Linked DNA regions of Homo sapiens: region 2 is linked to region 1. Evidence: chromatin loops called from intact Hi-C (ENCODE). Cell type or tissue: dorsolateral prefrontal cortex. All regions are shown on one strand. Links, peaks and the distances in the headings refer to the core of each region. The heading gives the core; the rest is flanking DNA.

Region 1 (10,624 bases), core at 1,658-9,657:
TGAAAGATACAATCATAATTATGATATTAAATCATAAATCTATATATCTCTGATGGGATAGAATAAAATATATATAGCAAATTTAAAATTTATTTAGAAGTCTTTATTGCAGTCACTAACAGATTAAGTAGACAAAAACAAATGCAGACATAAAATAATTTAAATAATATGATGTTCTTAGAAAGTTTTTCACACTTCATTCTCAGCAAATCAAGGTTCTACCTTTTTTGTGCTTATAAAAACTGAAAAAGCACTTTTTAAGCATCTATTCCTGTGCAGTCTGCCAAAAATCACCCCAGTCCTAATTTGAATACTTGGAGCCCATCACCAAAGAATACAAGTTTACTGAAGAATCTGTAAGCTACGACAAAATAAAAAGAGTTTCCCACACACAAAAAAAAGGTTACCAAAAATCAATAAAGAAATACAAACATAAATTTACATCTATTTACAGGCATTGATATCTATTTATGGGCAACGTGGCAAAACCCAATCTCTGCAAAAAATACAAAAATTAGCTGGGTGTGGTGCCATGCGCCAGGAATCTCAGCTGCTTGGGAGGCTGGAAGTAGGAGGTCCCTGGATCCCAGGAAGTTGAAGCTGCAATGAGCTGTAATCAAGCTACTGCACTTCAGCCTGGGCAAAACAGTGAGATCCTATCTCAAAAATAAATAAAAGCAAAAACAACGGTGGCTCACGCCTGTAATCCCAGCACTTTGGGAGGCCGAGGCAGGTGGATCACCTGAGGTCAGGAGTTTGAGACCATCCTGGCCAACATGGCAAAACCCGTCTCTACTAAAAAAAAAAAAAAAAACACGAAAAATTAGAAAAATTAGCCGGGTGTGGTGGCAGGCACCTGTAATCCCAGCTACATGGAAGACTGAAACAGGAGAATTGTTTGAACCCGGGAGGCAGAGGTTGCAGTGAGCCGAGATTGTGCCATTGCACTCCAGCCTGAGTGACAGGGCAAGACTCTGTCTCAAAAAAAAAACCAACCAACCAACCAAACAAACAATCAAACAAAAAACAACAAGACCAAACAAATTTAGCTGAGTGTGGTGGTGCACGCCTATGTCCCAGCTACTTGGGAGGCTGAGACAAGAAGATTCCTTGAGCCCAGGAGAACAAAGCTGCAGTGAGCTATAATTGTGCCATTGCACTTTAGCCTGGGTGACAGAAGTAGACGCTTCTGGGAAAAAAAAAAAGTTTTCAAAGAATGTGCATTTATTCCTTTACTCTCACAACAAATATTAATTGAACACCTGTGATATTAACTGAGAATATAAGAGTGAACATAAAATAGTTCCCATCTACCTTCTGAAAAGGAAGACAGATAATAATCAAATAAACAAGTTAACAAATGGACACATAAAATGTTGGCTAGTAATTAGTGCCACTTTTGAGCTTAGAATTTTATCAGAGAAGTCTTTCAAACTTCCAAACGTTTTTCATGTTGGCATTTTCCAGGAAATAAAATAGCTTGAATATCATTTGAAGAAAATAGTAAGAAATGCAAAACTCTCTGATTGGAATTGGGCGTTCAGATACTATACTTTGTAGGGCCTGCTTAAATAAGGAATCATGGGAATAAAATAACAATGTTATTCAATATCTCTACACATTTTGGAGCTCTATTTTATAAAGAAATGTTCCACTCCTTCAAGAGAAACTTCACTGAAATAAAAGTCATAACTAGTATTTCTTAAAAGAGTAAACATACAGATGAATGAATGTACACTTTTAATACTTAGTCAGGTTTCACACTGCTATGAAGTTACTATCTGAGACTGGGTAATTTATAAACAGAAGAGGTTTAATTGACTCACAATTTCACATGGCGGGGGAGGCTTCAGAAAACTTACAATCATGGCAGAAGGCAAAGGGGAAGCAGGCACCTTCTTCACATGGTGGCAGGAGAGAGAGAGCACAGGGGAAACTGCCACTTTTAAACCATCAGATCTCATGAGAACTCACTATCACGAGAATGGCAGCAGGAAAACCACCCCCATGGTACAATCACCTCCCACTAGGTTCCTCCCTTAAAGCATGGGGATTACAATTGTAGATGAGATTTGAGTGGGAACACAGAACCAAACCATATAATGTATGTTTATTTATGCATGCCTTTGTAGGAAAGGGAATGCTTCCTTTTCACCATCTCTGAGGGTTCACTGGAATGAACCAACAATAGATGAGTAGTAAAAAAAGGGCATACAAAGTTTATTCATATATACATGGACTTGGCAGTCCTGCAAATATGAGACCCAAGGCAGAGCCAGATGTTTGAGGCTCATATACACTCTTCATAGGGGACAGGAAAGTGAGAGACTTCAGGAAACATTACAGGGGAAGTAAATGATTTTTAGGAGAAATGAATGAGCCAAGAAAACAATGACCTGAGATAAAGTTCCTCTGAGGTCCCAGGGAGGTGGCAGGAAGGTGAGGGGTGGAACTTTACTGTGAACAATGGTTGTCATATTATGAGATAAACTCTACCAGGTAATATCCAGGAGTAAAGAACTGATGAAAGATCTACTGCGCAAGGTAACAGCTTTTAGTTTTCTCTTTTCCAGTGATTAAACTTTCCTGCTAATTTGATGAGATTCCTATGGAGGGGATCTTTAAAGGACTGCATTTCTCATGGAAAGAAGTTTACTTAGATAAGGAAATTGCAGAGAGAGTCCTTCTTTATGCTTGGGGATGGGGAAGAAACAAGAGAAGCTTACAAAGTTAGGCAGCATTTAACGCCTTCCAGTTCCTTTACTTTTTAATAATTTCAACTTTTATTTTAGGGTCAGGGAGAACATGTACAAGTTTATTACATGGGTATATTGTGTGATGCTGAGGATCAGGGTACAACTGATCACACCACCCAGGTAGTCAGCCTATATAGTACCCAGTAGTTTTTCAACACTTACCCACCTCCCTCTTTCCCATCTCTAGTAGTTCCCAGTCTATTGTTGCCATCTTTATGCCCCTGAGTACCCAGTGTTCAGCTACCACTTATAAGTGAGAACATGTGGTATTTGGTTTTCTGTTCCTGTGTTAATTCACTTGGAATAATGGCCTCCAGTTGCAAAGGACACGATTTCATTCTTTTTCATGGCTGTATAGTATTCTATGGTATATATGTACCATATTTTCTTTATTCAATCCACTGTTGATGGGCACCTAGGTTGATTCTATGTCTTTCCTATTGTAAATAGTGCTGCAATAAACATAAAAGTATATATATATCTTTTGGGTAGAACAGTTTATTTTCCTTTGGGCATATACCCAGTAGTGAGATTACTGCATCAAATGGTAGTTTGAAATTATTTGAGAAATCTCCAAACTTCTGTCCACGGTGGCTAAACTAATTTACTTTCCCACTAACAGTGTATATAGTGTTTCTCTGTTAGTCTCACCAGCATCTTTTCTCTGTTAGTCTCACCAGCATCTGCTGTTTTTTAACTTTTTAATAGTAGCCATTCTGACTGTGATATATATATATATATATCATATATATAAGTATATATATATAAGCATATATATATATATATGCATGCTTTGTACAAAGTAGTAAGTTAAATATCAAGAAATAAATAAAAACTATTATATGTACTGACAAATTATTTTTGGAACATTATATAACTATTATTATAGTGTACTGTGTAATTTTACCTATTAAATAAACAAAAATAATTCCTTTTATCTGTTTTATAAGTTTGCCTTTTAAAATATCAGGCTCTATAAGAAAATACTCCATCTAAGACCCTGGAAAATTTTATTACATTGCTGTAGGGGAAGCTCATTCTTGCAGGCCCTAGTTTGACTACTGATTCTTCTTGGCACTCAGAGAAGTCAATTATCATATTTCTAGAGCATTTATTACAGTAATATTGGGCTTCACAGGTGGAATACTGACAACTACATTCACTGTAAGTTCAGTGATAACATTTCCTAAGGGGAATAAAATATGAAATTATGCATATTTTTAATCCATGAACATAGCATTGTTATCATGCACTGTCAAAGTTATGTGTCACTGGAGGCCTAGAAAACAATATGCCTTAGGAATCATGTGCATAAGAGACATGTGTAAAGGCTATCTTTTTATCACACCAAGATATAAAATATGTTCTGGATATTGGCATAAGTATCTCATAAGATGTCAAGCAGATAGATAGTGGTATTGTTTGTAATAATTTATCATCTTTTAATGCCGAAAATTTAGCACTTTATTACAAATGACATATTTAGAAAAATAAATTTTATTTGAAAAAAATTACAGAGTAAAGCTAAATATATGTGCATGTCCTACGATCTAGCTATTACATTCTTAGAAGCACGCCCATCAGAAATGCCTATGCATTTTAACCAAAAGAAATATTCAAGAATGTTCATAGCTATAAGCTGTGAACTAGTGCAAACTGAAAACAAAATCAATAGGGTCATCAACAGAATGGGAAAATGATTGTAGTCATTCATATAAAAGCATTCTTATACAGCCAAGACAGTGACCAAACTACAACGGCATGTAATGATATGGATGTAACTCACACAAAATACTATTTTAAAAATCACATACAAAAAAGTATATACTGTATGATTCCATTTATGAAAGTTTCAAAAACAGCAGGAACCTTTGATATGGGGAGTTGGTAGCTACTGCAAGGAGGCAAAATAAGGATTCCAGGAGATGACAATGTTTTGTTTCTTGATCTAGGTTTACTTCATGAAAATCTATCTAGCTTGAATATTTTGTGTGTATTTCTGCATATTAATCTTCAATAGAATATTTAATGAGTATGTGAGCTGCCTAATTCTTTGTTCCAATTAGCCTACAGTCCAACTAAGTATATTTTTGATGAAAATAAGGTATAGCCCTCAATTATGAGTCAATATCATGTAAATTTATTTCTACTATTGAAAAAAGTTACAAATGTGCTCTAGGTAATGAGAACCAAATTATAAATAATTGTTATACGTATAATAAGTAAAAATTAATGAACATATCTAATATTTTAAAAAACATTTCATTTGTGGTTACTTTGAGATAAAAATTGATCTAGTTAGTGAACATGTGCCATTATGGTAGTTAAAGGAAGGACAAGGCTTTCATACAAAGGGGCCCAAAGGGATACCCTTTGGCCCTGAGTACCACCTGGGTATTTGATAACCCACTATTGTGGTTTTGTTTTATTAAAAAATCTCATGGGAGTCTAATTGTATAAAATTTCCACAATTGGAGAATTTGAACTCAAAGGAATTTATCTTAAGAAATCACATTTATTGAGATGTAATTTACCTGAACAAAATTCATACTTTATAAATGTATAGCTTAGTAAGTTTGGACAAATTCACACAGTCCTGTAACTACCCTAGAATCATAGTATAGGACATTTCCATCATTCCCCAAATTCCCTTGTGTTCTTTTCAGTCAATTACCTTCCCTGCAAATCTGGCTCCTGGCAACCTTTCTGTCCCAGTAGATTTTCCTTTTCTAGAATGTCATATTAATGAAATCATATAGTATGTAGCCATTTGTTGCTGTCTTCTTTAACTTAATAAAATGCTCTCAGGATGCAAACATATTCATGCATGTTTCAGTTGTTTCAATCTTTTTAAATTTATTGAAACTTGATTGCCCAGAATATCTTGATTATTTATTCTGTTATTGTAGGTTGGAGTGTACTATAAATGCTAATTAGGTTAAGTTGGTTGATAGTTCTATTCAGGTTTTTTATATTTTTTGAATCGTCTGTTTATATATTCTGCTGATTATTGGGTGAGAATTGTTAAAGTCTCCTACTATAATTGTATATTTATGGATTTCTCCTTTCAGTTCTATTGGTTTTTGCTTCATGTATTTAGAAGCTATGGATATATATATATATATATTTAAGGCTGTTATGTTCTCTTGAAAAGTTAACCCCCTTATCTTCATGTAATGTCCCTCTTTATTATTATTATTATTATTGTTTTGAGACAGAGCCTCATTGTGTCACCAGGCTGGAGTGCAGTGGTGCGATCTCGGCTCACTGCAACCTCCGCCTCCCAGGTTCAAGCAATTCTCCTGCCTCAGCCTCCTGAGTAGCTGGGATTACAGGCGTGTGCCACTATGCCCAGGTAATTTTTGTATTTTTAGTAGAGGCAGGGTTTTACTATGTTGGCCAGGCTGTTCTCAAACTCCTGACCTCATGATCCGCCCGCCTTGGCTTCCCAAAGTACTGGGATTATAGGCATGAGCCACTTCACTTGGGCTATTATTCTTAATAATTTTTCTGAAGTATCCTTTCTGATACTGACCATTGTGATGGTTAATTTTACATGTTAACTTGTCTAGACTATAGTGCCCAATTGTTTGGTGAAATACAGATCTAGATGTTGTTATAAAGGTATATTTTTAGATGTAATTAACATTTAAATTGGTAGACATTGAGTAAAGCAGATCACCCTCCATAATTAGGTGGGCCTCAGCCAACCAGCTGAATGTCTTAAGAGTAAAGACTGAGGTTTCCCAAAGCAGCAGCAATTCTTCCTCAACACTGCAGAATTAGAAACCATGCCTGTGTTTCCAGCCTGCAGATTTTGTACTGAAGACTGTAACATGAACTTTTCCCTGAATTTCTACCCCGTCAGCCTGATCTGCAAATTTAGGACTGTTCCCATAAAAATGTCAGTAAATTTCTTAAAATCAATCAATTCATCTCTCTTTCAGTCTCTCTCTCACCCTACCGATCTCTCTCTCTCCCTACCTCCGTCTCCTCCTACCCACTTTCTCCCTCTGTGTCTCAGGCTTGTGACTGCTGCTTTTCAAAGCCCCGATCCTAGACAGGCCTGTGCATCTGAACCTCAGAGTATGGGCTTCTCAGAATTTCTTTCCTGCCTCTTCATGTCAGCTAAACTCTGTTTTGTATTTTTTGATGTGTGTGTGTTGTGGGTGCTTCTTGCCATGGTGGGGAGAGAGTTTGTGTTTTTTGTTTGTTTTATCTCATGGGAGTCCATTTGCATAAAATTTCCAAAACTGGAGAATTTGAACTCAAAGGAATTTTTCCCTTTAAGTTCCTTCTCCAGTAGCAGCAGACCGCCTCTGCTTCTGTATCAGCACAGGAATCTGAACTGGGCATGTTTCTTGCTCCTCTTTCATTGGCAGACAATTTTTGCTTCTACCTGTCCCCCAATAGCAGCAGACCTTTCCCCTGGACCAGGGCACAGGAGTGCTTCCTGTCCTCCTCTAGCAGAAGATAGCTTTTGCTTCAATGAGAGGTGGGTGTGACAAGCATGTGGAGTATCTTGCCTGTCCTCTGTGGTCTCCCGCCTGCCCTCCATCTTTTCTTTTGAGCACATGGTGGAAATCTGTGGAAATTATCTGGTGTGGAGGGTGGAGGTGCTTTTGTGCCTTATGTCCAGTACTCCTAGGGATTCTATTCTGCTACACTAGCCTACATTTGACCTTTGAGATTTCATTAAAATGTTTATTCTTTGCTTCTTACCCATTTTAATGGTTTCCATCTCTTTCTCCATTGCTCTGCTAAAGGTGTGCCCTGCCTCTCTTTGAAGGTGTTTATGGCCCCTTTGGAATTCAGTTCATCTATTTTTTTGTGACTTCAGTTCTCTGAGGGGTTCAGAAAAAGTTATCGTGTCACTGTTCTTCTTTGCTCTCTTCATTAGGGGTTAGAGTGACATTCTTATAAGGCTTCTCATTTTTTAAGTGAAGCAGAACTTCTCAAAGGAAATTTTAAGTCATGGAATGAAGTCAATTTTATAACTTTCATTTCTTTTCTTACCCAAATTTAGACTATGAATTGAAGGCTGTTTCTTAATCTTTTAAAAATCCTATTCTTTATTTTTTCACATACAAACCTCATAACCTTCTTTCAGGTTATCTGAAACTCAAAAAAAAAAGATAACATATGAAACAATGCATCAAAGCAAAGAAACAAAACATGTTTAGTTTTAAGTACTCGTCCCAGTTTCCTAGAGATGATAGGACTTGCCTAGTTACATGTAATAAAACAAAAAATGCTAAATATTTGTTGTATGAATGAATAAACCCAAAGTTAGCTATTAAGTTAAACAGAATTAAAATTATTTGGATACCAAATGTTCCAGATACCAGGAGAGAAAAAAAATCCTAGCATGTTCTGGAACCAAAACACTGTAAGTTGCAGTCTCTTCTCTCATGAACTAATGCACTGCCCTGCACCCTCCTCCCACAAATAAACATACATCTGCTACCAGGTAATCATCCAATCACCTTTATTTCAAACTCAATTCTAATCACTTTTTAAAAAGATATTTTGGTTGTAATAACCTATTAGATTTCCTGTCCTTATCTTTGCCGATTAACCTAAAGCTGAGTCTCTTAGCCTCCAACTACTAACTTAGACCTGCATCAGGTCAGAGACAAATAGCTTCCTCTGCCACACTCTGGTTTCATTTGCAAAAGCAATTCAGTATAATATAGGCCCTTAAAACTTTGCTCTACTCCTGAGTCCCAGTTCTTCTTAAGTTATTCCATACTTATTCCAGTATCCTGGTCCTTCTCTTTTTCTCTGGTACTTTGCCTTGACATGATTTCAAGCACCTAAGTTCCTCTCATTCTGTGATTCTACTTTGTCCTAACAGTTTTCTGTAAGACCAGAGTTCACTTATCAGGTTCCTGTAACAACTGAAAACTGTCTTCCTGGCAGCCTGAATCTCACCATCTCTGTTCTCCACCTCCTCTTTACCATGCTTCTAACTCCTGTTGCTAGGCCCATTTTAGCTCTTGTTGAAGATTTCCTACCCCTGAAACTGTGATTATGTATTATCTCTTTCTGTGTTCTCTGCTTGCCTGAACTCCCTCAGGTCGCCTGCAGCTGAGTGTACCCGTGTCATCCAGCCACCTTGGTGCAGTTTCCAGGATTGACCCCTCACTGCTTGCCTTTCCTTTTCTTACCATATTAAAGCTATCTGTCTCAGCAATCTTATCCATAGTGCTGATTTTATGTTAGGATCATAAAGAAAATATATAAATTATACCAGCAAAAATAATTTCAGTTCTCAACCACTAACCTGACTGAATGCCGTAGCTGGGAAGAATGCATTTCTTTCTCAGCAGACGGTTGGGACAATGCTCCTTATTCTCTTTCTGGCTAGTCTCTGTTGTATTTTTCATCTCATTGCCTTGTCGGTTGGCAGTGAAATGTACAGGGGTATAGAAGAAACATGGTGAGGAATAGAGAAGAAAAACAAAAGAAGAGAGAAGCTTCCAATTTCATTAAATGAGACCATTGGCTCTCCTCACCATCCTGCCAGCACACCAGTCTTCCATATTAGGTGCAAAACACACACATACACAGACACAGAAGATTTAAGAGTTTTATTAGAGAGAATATAAACTGGAGGGAAAGAGAAAGGGAAGCAAACCCTCATCTTGTCATGTTTTATGTCACAGCTAACGATTACTGTAGTATGTTCATTATGGAACCTAATTATTGGTCTTAGCAAATGTGTACCTTAATTATAGTCATTAATAAATGAAAGAGATTTTGTATTTCCAAGAGCTACATTAGACACCAACCTTAATGTTCTTACTGTTAAACAAAGAGAGAAATCTTTGTTTAAAAATAAGCAGAAGTGTAAAAACTGAATATTAATGTATATTTTAATTATTTGTAAAAGTGTATATATTAACTATTGCTTCCTTTTAAAATTTAATAAAAGTCAATATGAAAACAAATTTTCCAGGAGACCCTCCCTTCATCACTACTACACCCTTGTTTTCCACATTCCACACAACCCAGAAGAAGGATCAAACAGCTACACCACAATCCTCACAGTAGTCCTGGCTTCACCAGGAGCCTATTCACTGTTCCAAATCGGAATGGTCTTTCTGCAAAACAGACAATTGCCACAACTTTGAAATATTATCTATTACACATTTTAACACAGCCAGATATTACCTGAGACCCTCAGCCAGTTCTGCAACCAAATAACTTAGACCAATATCAAAATATTTGAGCTAGGTAGTTAGTTCTGCTCCCCACCCTAGTACTTCCGCACCACGAAACTAAAGACCAGTCTTTCCCCAGAGCTCTCATTCTTTTGATACACTTTGCTGCTTGTTCCTCCTGCTGTATTGACTTCCTTCCCTCAAACTCTTCTGAATTGTCCTCTATATCTTCAAATTATCTTATGTATTAGCTGAGCAGATTTTTCTTTCTTTAAGGAGGTGACACCTGTCCTCACATTTGTACCACTTGGATATGGTGGAAGAGGGGTGACTGCATTCTCTTGGATAACTGTCATCTCTTATAATGTCTTATCTTCTCTGAAGAGTCATGCCATAATGTCATATGAGTCTACTTCCTTGCCACTACAATCATTTGAATTTTCAATAAATTACTTAAACTTGCCAAAATTTGGGAGACCTCATACTCTTTCTTTCCATCAGAACTCCCACTATAATTTTAGAAGGCTTCAGGATTCATGTAAATGAATTATCCAATACTCTTAAACCAGAAAATCCTGGACCTTCTTAATGTCCATGCTATTCTCAGTCTACTTTGGCAACAAAATAATAATGTTATATTCTATTTATCACCTTAAATGGCTCTATTTAAAACAATGTAAATACCAGCATTCCATAGTCTGA
Region 2 (10,624 bases), core at 1,847-9,846, 760 kb before region 1:
CTGGTTCTGCCTCTTTCTAATCATGGAAGCCTGAGAAAATCAAAAAACCTCTCTGAACTTCAGTGTTGCAGTCTTCAAAATGGGATTACTAGTCCATAATTTCATGGTGGTTATGAGGATGGTTGACTAATGAATGCAAATTACTGTCTTGTGTGAAGTAACCAGTACAGTGTCTGCCACTCAGAAGGGGCTCAATAAATGGTCTCTGAACTTTATATCCAAATTCTTCTCCAATCCTGCCCAACTCACAAAATTATTTGGGAGGTTTTAAAACTAAAACTTTATTCTAGAAATGTAGTTTTTTGAAAGTATCCCTACTCAAAACCAGGTTGTAATGTGAGTACTGGGATTACTGAAATTGGAGTTTGGGCTTCAAACAGTTAGGAGTTCAAGATTCTAAAAAATTAAGAAAGCCATCATATCATTACCACAACTGAAAATATTTGGAATGTAAAGCAAATTTTGAGTTTCTAAAATTAAGTGAAAGAAATTCATTCAACTCAATCTATTTAACTCTCATGAAAGATACTATGGCGCTAGCTGTGTTTTGTTTCATCAAAATAACAACATGCCTTCTAGGTGTACAAGGTTGATTAGGGAGAATCAAGTGTTCGTACTAGACAGTACAGTTTGAGGCTCACTGATAATGGTGTCACCCAAATTTAAGGTATAAATCCCTTATGAATTTGGTAAGGTACAGGTGAGATTGCTGGCTCAGAGATAGCATTTTGTTTTTCAAACTCATAAAAATACCTCTATTTAAAAGAGTAATATTCCCAACATAAAACCTAAAATAACAAGAAACCCAGGACTTTGTCTCAGTTCATAGCTTTCTCCTCTATACTTTGAGGTGTCCTCTCCATAAGACTTGAATCTGAATTGAACTGTACAGTCGTGTAAAATGGACATACAGAGTAGAGAATTTCTCTCTATTTTGACATGCAAGAAAGTCTAATCTTGTTTTAAGAAAATGGTAGTGGAGTTGGGGTGTGTATGCTTGTGTGTGGGAATGCCATGCTGATGTTTTCTCAGTGGTTGCCCTTTTTTTTCTTCCTCCAACAATGCAGAAGATGATGGCAATTCATAAAATATTGTTCAGTTTTGCTCTGCATCAAGCAATGTGTTTGTCTCAAGAAGAAGAAAAATAACAGTTTACTTTTACTCTCTAAGGAGAGCTTACATACACATCAAAGGCACTGTCTTCTGCGTTCTGGTCATCAGCAACAATTCTTGCTCCAGGGCTCTTTGACCCTTGGAGGTCAGTTGGTAGAAAGCCTCTTGCCCTGCTGTTTCCCTGCTCAGTCTAGAAAGAAGTTTACCATGGAGCTTTAAGAAACACAAATGCTCGAAGAACAATAAACTAAGGACTCTGTCAGAATTCATAGCTGAACTTAGGAGGCAAAACAACCACATCCAAAGTTATGGACTGTTTGAATCATGCAAACATCTCTTCTCTCTCATATTTTAGAAAATCTAAGAAGTTTTAATATGGATTAAATATTAAATGATACTAAGGATTTATTTTGTTAGGTTTAATAAAATATTGTATAACAATATGGTCTTGTAAGAAAATGTCACTTTTCTTAGATGATTACTGCAAATTGTAAGGGTAAAATCATACGATGCTTGATATTTGGTTAAAATAACTTAAGAGGGATTGGGCACAGTGGCTCACACTTGTAATCCCAGCACACTGGGAGGCCACAGCAAGCAGATTTCTTGAGCCCAGGAGTTTGAGACCAGCCTGGGCAACATGGCGAAACCCTATCTCTACAAAAAAATTAGCCAGGCCTGATATATCTGTAGTCCTAGCTACTTGAGAGGCTGAGGTGGGAGGATCATCTGAGCCAGGGAGGTCAAGGCTGCAGTGAGCTGTAATCGCACCGCTGCACTACAGCCTGTGTGACTGAGTGAGACCCTGTCTCAAAAAAAAAAAAAAAAAAAAAAAAAAGAAAAAAAGACTTAAGGGGGGTAAAGAATAAAGGAAGTATTATACGGAGGGCATTATATTAAGTGAAATAAGCCATACCAGAATGAAAACTACTGCATGATCTCACTGTTATATGCAAGCTTATTAGATTCTTGATTTGTAATTTAGGAATAATATTACCTCTTTAAAGGGGTTGCATGAGAATTAAGTGTGATGATATAAGTAAATTTCAAGTCATAGTCTCTGGCATGTAAGCGTTAAATGAACTGTAGGTAGTAGCATTGGTTATTTAATAAACATTTGTTGGATTGTTAAAAAAATTCACAAAATCTTGATCACTGTTGAATCTGGGCAATGGGTAAATGGAGGTTCTTGATGCTATTTTCTTTATATATGTTTGAAAACTTTTATAATAAAGAATTCCTGCTTTGCTACTTACTAGCCTGTGACTTTGGGCAAAGCATTTAGCCTCTTTATATTCCGGTTTCCTCAAGAACAAAGCAGAAATGACAAGAGTTCCTCTCTCATAGGTGTGCTGTGTGGATTGAATACAATCCTGTGGGCACAGAGCTTAGTACGGGGCCTGGCTCAGAGCCAGCACTCAATAATTATAGATTATCGTTAGCATAGTATATGGATCTGGGGTCAGGAAAAGACTTTTCCTATCACTTACCCTGTCACTGCTGGCTTATTTGAGCCTCCTCTCGGATCCCCAAGTCAGCAATGCCTTGCGTTATGAAAAATGAAAATGTGTGCAGGCAAATGCAAAAGCTAATGCTTCATTCTAATTGAATACAGCTCTAATGACACATGTACTTTCAAATGATAGAAGTAACCGAGAATTAGTCATTAAATAATGAGGGTAGGGAGAAAGGAGAAATGTGGGAAGGAAAATATACCACAAACAATGTTTGCTGGTTAACACACTTTATATTTAACAAAATAATTTTTTAATAATATATTCTTTTACACATCAAATATTGTTGCTAGAATCCCCTTTTTACAGTTTAGTGTTTAGGTTTTTTTTTTTTCTCACTAGTTTTCAGGCACGCCATTTTTCAAAGATTTTAGAAACTGAATCGTTTTTAATAGGCATCAGCTGACAAACAAGATGTTGATCCCTTATTTTAACATAGCTGTTGTTAAAGCCGAGAACCAAAGGCGGAGGAGAAATAGGAGTACAGAGATGACAGTGTGGCTGCAAACAAAGACTTCACAAGAAACAAACAACAGATGAGACCAGAGCTCTGTTGTTCAGAGTCTGGAAAGAATTTCTCAATGACCTGGGTAGAAGGAAGTTGTAAAATGTTTATCAGTTTATGAGAAATTGTCACAGTATAGGTTCATCTCTCCCTAAAGGGGGAAAAATGTCAGTGCTACAAAATCTTAAAGGAAACAGCCTGCAGTGAAACTTTGAGAAAAAGAAAATCCAACAACAACAAAACCAACCATAAAAATCCCTCTCTCTAGCTGGTTATCAGAGGCCACAGAACAGCCTGCTTTCTGCAAACTCTCTGAAGAGAGATCCTTAATGGATGTCCCATTCAATTCTAGTAAATTCTTGCTGTGACTCTCGCTGTGCCAATGCTTTGATGCAAAATTTCTGCACTTCAGCTTCCCAGTTGTACTCTCTTTCTGTTTTCTAAAAAAGGACATAGTAACTCCTTAATAATAGATAAGGTACTATGCTGCATGGCTCTATTAATGATATTTTCTGAGTTTCAAACCTTATTCCTGTCATTTATTATTATTATTTCTTTCCAAGAGTGTGGATTTTTGAAGTTGGCAACAGGCAACCTCGGGGCAAAGAAAGCTCTATAATACATCTCTGTCTAGACATAAGCTAAAGTGTGGAATTCCTTTACTTTTGAGTGCAGACATAAATCATGCAGCATTGCTCATGAATGATTCATGACTGTCTATATGATGTATCCATGGTGGCAAATGAAAGGCACCAACCTTGCTGCAAATTGGTGTTCTAAGGGAAGGTGGCTTGATGCTCTTCCTCGGGATGGTGCCGGCATGGCTATTTGTATCATAACGCAAGCACAGTGTGCATAAGAATGTCAGGTCTGACTCGTCAGCACGTTAATTTTGGAAATGACAACTCTTTCTTGATGACAGCAGATGCTTCCAGGGAGGAGAGGCTGACAATTTTAAATGAAAAACCAGTTGACAAGACTCAAAAAAATATGTTTCCTGAGGGTGGGCCTATAGCATTAGAAGCCTCACTCTCTATGGAGAAGACTGACCCCTTGGAAATGCTGACTGTGTATGTCCCATAGGGATCAGAAGCTCACAAAAGCCACAGGTGCTGCTAGAGCTTGCCTACTGTGTCCCCTGCCAGAAACCACTCTATACTGATTATTCTAGACCACTGGTTCTCAACGAGGTGAAATTAGGCCCCTCACTCCCACTCCTTAGGGACATTAGGCAATGTCTGGAGAAATTTGGTTGTCACCAGTTGCTGGGATGTTGCTAGTGGATAGAGGCCAGTGATGGTGCTAAACATCCTAAAAGCACACAGGACAGCCCCCACCAACGAATAATGATCTGGCCCCAAATGTCAATCCTACTAAGATTGAGACACCTTGCTCTAGAATATGGCTCTCCACAGGAGCTATGGCAAAGCCCAGGTTGGGGGAGCAGAAAAAGAAAGAACATTGATAATAAAGACAACTGTAAAGTCTCTTCAAGGACCCTATCAGATCTGTGCCAGGGTTTTTAGGGCAGGAGCATGGAATAAGCGACTAACTATGCCATGTGGTTTCAGAATTGTTAATTTTGCACTTGAATCGAGGTGGCATCAGATACCCTGTGTGTTTTGTTTTTTCTGTTACTATACTAGCAGCATTACCAGGGCAACCTAGAGACTCTTCAAAGGTTCACTTTAATTTTTCAGTATCTAATATATACATTTTAAAAAATGTTCAACAAATGGAATTGTATTGTGCAAGACTCACTCTACCCTAATCTTTAATTTAAATCAGCACTTGAGGTGGAAAGGGTGTCCTGAATCTGTGTTTCAGACATAGGGCTGAGTGGTTGTTACTACAACATGGCAAACACAGTCCCGAACCACAAAAACTGCCAGTGTGTACTACTGACTTTTAGCCAAATCTGAACTCAAAAGCCAGAGATGTTCATAAGGATTTGGATTCACAGTGGGTTTTCTCACCCTGGTTCTGGTATTTATATTGCCTGATGACAGTGAGTTTAGAGTGTGTTTAGCTACAAACCAAACTCAAATTTCACATCATGAAAAAGTCTGATGATTAATGCTACAATTTTAAAGATCTGTCTCTCTTTGGATTCTTTAGTTGAGCTTATGGTGTTCTTTACGTAATAGATTTTGATTGGCAGTTTCGAGGTTTTCCATATGAAATGTGTGGTTTGTAAGAATTAAATTGTGAGCCCCCACGTAATGGACAAAGTACTTGTTCCCAACCCTGTCCAGCAATAGGCCCGTCTATGTGCCCACCCCTCTTTCCTTAGTCTACAGGGCATGATTCACCCTAGGGGAGCAATTGACTGGATGCTCTTGTGTTTCCCAGCTCGGGAAAGATATTTCCCCTGACATTCCTTTACCAAACTTTTTTTTTTACACAACTCAAAACTTTACTGTGCAGTCAAATTTAGCCCCTTAGACTCTAAAAGTGAAAAAACAAATATTACAGGAGAACAATGCCATGTACAATGTACAGAAGAGTAAAAATGAAGTAAACCAGGGGACAGTGAGCTGGTAGGTCAGAGGCATTACCAGGGAAGGAGCCTGTGCAAGGCTATTTCTTTCTTTTTGTTCCAGCAATCCAGTCGTCAAGTCACCATCAAGCATTGGTAAATACAAAAGCGATTTAGATAGCTATATACTATATATATTTTATATAGCAAGAGAGAAAGAAATTTCCTCTTAGGAAAATATTCACTTTTGTCAACCCTAGAAAGTTTTGCTGGTGACCCTGTTGTAGCTGGCAGGAGTTTGTTTGTTTTGTTTTGTGTTAAACATGTGCAGTGTTGAAGCCATAGCATCCTTTCCTAAGAACTCATCATTGGGTGGAAGTTTGTCCTACACAGTCTGCTTGCCTTGGCATTCACGTTTCGAACACTGAGCAGGCTTCCACCAGTCCCCGTTGTGACAATGACAGATGTTACATTCGTCCACTTTCACTTCAATGCCAGCTGGAATTATCGTCGTTCCTGCAAAGCAGTTTGGACCTGAAACACACAGATACATTGATTAGTTGATTAAATCTGAGAGGCTCCCTTTCTCCCCACCATCCAAACCCAAGCCCCAAAGCCATAAATGAGTAAGTCAGACTACTCTACTGACTTATCATCAAGGAATTTTCTAGCCATCTCCTTGAAATTCAAAGTTGCAACTCTGCTACCTTTTGCACACAGCTCATATTTCCCGTGTATATTGTGAACTTAAATAAAAAGAGACAATCTTCAAAAAAAATCGTATTTTCTGCTTCCTGAGTACATGCAGTTTTCTAAATTTAGGTTCTGTGGGTTAAACTGTATTTGTTTTGTCCTCTGAGGTGTAAAGGCTGCCAGCGTATGCTCTGAAACACGAGGGAGGGCTGACATGGTCGGCCTCAGATGGTGGCACCCTTGGCCTGTCCTTCTCTTTTCCTGTGGTGGGTATGAGACAATAAACTCGCTCGTTCCCCAGTTTCAGTGCCTCCCCAGCCCAGTTCCTGGAATCCCCAGCTTGTTTCTTGATAACAATGAATAATTCATGACCAGATGATTTATTCATGTCCTGAACAAGCTTTGTTAGAGGTTCATTTGATTTTTATAAATGGACTTCCTTTAATCTGCTGGCTCTTTTTTTTTTTTTTTTTTTTTTAAAGAATGACCCAAAATAGTGGGCTTTTGAAAGTCAGCAGGAATTTTATTTTACTTTTTGACATTCAAAAGCCTTATTGAAAATGTCCCCTGCTCATTATAGATGAATGTTGAAAAAATTCACCAATTTCAGGTTTTTAAAAATTTTTTCTGTCTTTCCCTCCTTTTTCTTACTTTCCCCTTATTTTCTTGCATTTTTTGACCTTCCCAACGTAGGAATATCAGTGTTCAGTGTTAGTTGTTATTACTATAGTTCCCAAATTCAAATGGAAAAAAAAATTGCTTCCCAAAGTGCACTGGATTATAGTAGGATGGTACAAATTGTTCTTTCTTTGAAGCAATTTGGTATTAAGTCTCTGAGGTACACATTTGGGTAAAGAGAGAGAATGTTGAGTTGTGTCTACCAGTGATTTATTAACCTGGCATTATTGGCCACTCACCATAACCACTACAAAGTAACATGGCAATGCATATCAGTATCAGTGCCCTACTTTCACTTTCTTACCCCCTTGATAAGCAAGACTGTCTTTACCATCAAATAAATGAAATCTGGGGCTATGTGTAGTTCCGCTTCATATTTGGAGTCTTGCTTTTTATAAAATTATAATTAATTACAACATATACTTATCAACACAAGGCTATTCAATATGTTATGGTTTTAATTGCCCATTGTTTCAGAGCTCCCAGACCTCAATAGTGCATACACTTACCAGTGGTGGAGTTCCTATGCCTTTCTTCACTCTGTAACACAAACACTTGGCATGTGCTCAAGCGTGAAGAGCCATGCAGAGCAGGAGGGAAATAAGGGTCAGCTCTGACAAACAGCTAGCAAGCTGTCAGCCTTCACCCAGAAGGGTGCTTCTTGTTCATTTTGTTGTTGTTGTTATTGTTTTTGAGATGGAGTCTCACTCTGTCACCTAGACTGGAGTGCAGTGGCGCAATCTTGGCTCACTGCAACTTCTGCCTCCAGGACTTGAGCAATTCTCCTGCCTCAGCCTCCCAGGTAGCTGGGACTACAGGCAAGCGCCATCACACCTGGCTAATTTTTTGTATTTTTAGTAGAGATGAGGTTTCACCATGTTGGGCAGACTGGTCTCGAATTCCTGACCTCAGGCGATCCACCTGCCTTGGCCTACCAAAGTGCTGGGATTACAGGTGTGAGCCACCACGCCTGGCCTTGTTCTGATTCTATGATTCTAAGCCACTGGCCATCCTTATTGCTGATTATTTAAGGGCTACAATATTAATTCCATAGGTCTTGGGATTTAAGTCATTGTTCGATAGATTGGACTGCCTTTGGGTCTACAGCTCCCTGGGAAAATTCAACACTAAACCACGAATTTGTTCTGGACTCAGAACTGAGGGAGTCTTCAGAGAACTTGGCAGAGAGGTTTTTCCAGAATGTAGCTCATTCTCCTGGGGCCGTTGTTGACAGACCTCTCTCAGCCCAGCCAGTTCTAGGCCAAACAGGGTCTTGCCAGGGCCAACCTAGCTTTAATAATCATACTAGAGTGAACTACCACCTATTTGCCTGGAGTCAAACCGGAGGAGGCAGTGGTTCCTCTTGCCACCTGTCCCCTTGTAACCAAGTCTGTTTACCCCAATTGTATACTTTTAACTTTTCCACATGGGAAAATAAAATTCTAAATAGTGGTTTTAAAAGAAGTCCCTGAACCAGGCAAGATATTATCCAGTAAGAGTTTTCCCAGCTTCTTGAGAAGATTTGGATATTCGACAGTCAGAAGAATCTTAACCGTGTGAGCGTGCGTATGTGTGTATGTGTGTGTGTGTGTATGTGTATGTGTAGAGACATGCTACTGGCTCACGGGAGGCTGGGTAATATCAGTGGCACAATAAGAGAAACAGGCAGGGAGGAATCTTTGTGAAAAGAGAATTCTTACAAATTTCTATGCTTATCCTGAAGGGATATTTTACTAGAGCTCTGGTTTTCATATCCACCCCTTTCTGCATATGCTGGTATCGTACTACGGTCAGTGTGTATTTGACTAACCTCTATACACCATTTCTTAAGAGTCATTTAGAATTTGCTGCACTCTCAGCTCAAGAAATATTAATGACTGTATATTGATTGACAGAATGCAAAGAAAGATCTTTGCACGTGCCAGGCCTAACCAAAGGCACTTCTGTAAATCATATGGTAAGCTCTTACCTCTACCTGATGGCCAGAGGTATTTTACAGAATCAAAAATTCCTGTTTGATCTCATTAGCTTTAGTAGTACAGTGATTTTTTATTAGTACCTGTCTGAGAACCTTAGGTGTAACTACAGAAGTCTCAAGTTTGCTGTTAATAGTCTTATCTGCTTAAAAGTAATTTAGATAATTGTCAGGCAGAATGGTTGGCACTATTTAAAATGATTCTGGTTTTAGCCCTTCTTCCTTAATAGTGGTGACAGTAAATGCAAATTTGATTTGAGCATATGAAAGCCCACCATGAGTTCTTTACATAGGAAATCTACCCTTCTATCTACTGTCTACCTTGTATTTGGGGACTGATTTCTTTTTGTCTTGGTCGAAATAAGGGAATACGTTTCTTAAAAGAGTGAATTCAATGGCAAAGCAACGTATTTTAATGCAGAGGATTTGGAGAGACTCCAGAGGGGAGCAATGAAAATGATTAAACTGAAGGCTGGCAAATAGGACCTCTGAGAAAAGGTTAAGGGGATTGGAATTATTTAATCTAGAAAGAGAAGATGGAGGAATAACTCAATAACTCTCAAAGAATGAAGGCTTATTATGTAAAAAATGGTGAACAACTGTTCTCTCCTCCTTCTGGGGTCTAGAATAAGAGAAAATGGAGACATATTGATTCTCAATGAATTGAACACACTTACACATCATGTGAATTCTTCAGAGGACTGAGAACTGAATGTAGTAGTTGCCAGCAATGTGGTGAGGGCCTCTCTTTTAGTGATCTTTAAGAATATAGGAGGTAGGCTGGTTGTGGTGGCTTACACCTGTAATCCCAGCACTTTAGGAGGCTGAGGCAGGAGGATCACTTGAGCCCAGGAGTTTGAGACCAGCCTGGGCAACATAGTGAGACCTTGTCTCTACCAAAAACAGAAAGCCAGGAGTGGTGGTGTGCACCTGTTGTCCCAGATACTGGGGAGGCTGACTGTGGAGAATTGCTTGAGCCCAGGAGGTCGAGGCTGCAGTGAGCTAAGGTTGTGTCAGTGCACTCCAGCCTGGGCAATACAGGGAGCCCCTGAATCGAGAGAGAGAGAGAATGAATATGAATGAAAGAAAGAGAGAATATGAATGAAAGAATGTGAATGAAAGAATGAAAGAGAATGAGAGAGAATATCGGTCTTATCTGTCAGGTATGGTTTAAGTTGTCAGATCCTTGAAGACAGGAACTGAAGGTTTGTTATTTCTTATGGTCCAGGTCTACTACTGTGTCTGACAAATATTAGGAAAGTATAAATTTGTTTAACTGAATGAAATAGTATAAACTAATTATATATTGGAAGTGAACTTATTTTCTGAACTTAGGAATCAGGCTTTATATATCAAGCCTAGTGTTAGTATTAAATATATAGGAGTATTTGATAATGAATGAAAACACATGGTGATAATTTCTTGAACATTTACTTCAAGCCAGGAATTTGTCTCGTTTAATTATTACAACAAACCACATAAAAAGTGCATGTTCTTATCTTCAGGACACTGAACCTCACAGATAAAAAGTAACTTGCCAGAAATCACACATCCAGGAAATGGCATCAATGGGATATGAATTCATATCTCTCTGAAATAGAGGATGCTTCTAATAGCCCAGGAAAAGAGACAGGTAGCTAGGAGTGCATTACTGTATTCCTTTGCCC

What was found. A loop is a pair of places that touch in the nucleus more often than their neighbours do. Peaks named below come from ENCODE experiments on the same cell type or tissue, not always from the same donor. Only the 100,000 strongest peaks of a DNase experiment are listed, where the experiment ranks them.
Region 2: it touches region 1 in a loop (4-fold over the local background); 5 of 110 quality-filtered maps call a loop at or near these places.

Annotation. Positions count from the first base shown.
Region 1 is chr2:213,810,132-213,820,755 of GRCh38, reverse strand. The region is part of intron 10 of SPAG16 (sperm associated antigen 16); the gene reads right to left. Among named protein-coding and RNA genes, the nearest start is that of MIR4438, 57 kb to the right of the region's middle. In dorsolateral prefrontal cortex, for the core only: no CTCF peak of the experiment used is centred there; no DNase peak of the experiment used is centred there.
Region 2 is chr2:214,571,193-214,581,816 of GRCh38, reverse strand. It overlaps VWC2L (von Willebrand factor C domain containing 2 like), which reads right to left. Exons shown (of 4, transcript NM_001080500.4): 4 at 2,841-6,145. The coding sequence ends at 5,997. Among named protein-coding and RNA genes, the nearest start is that of VWC2L-IT1, 66 kb to the right of the region's middle. In dorsolateral prefrontal cortex, for the core only: a CTCF peak has its summit at 6,508; DNase peaks (open chromatin) are centred at 6,066 and 6,586; H3K4me3 peaks cover 1,773 bases; H3K27ac peaks cover 3,254 bases.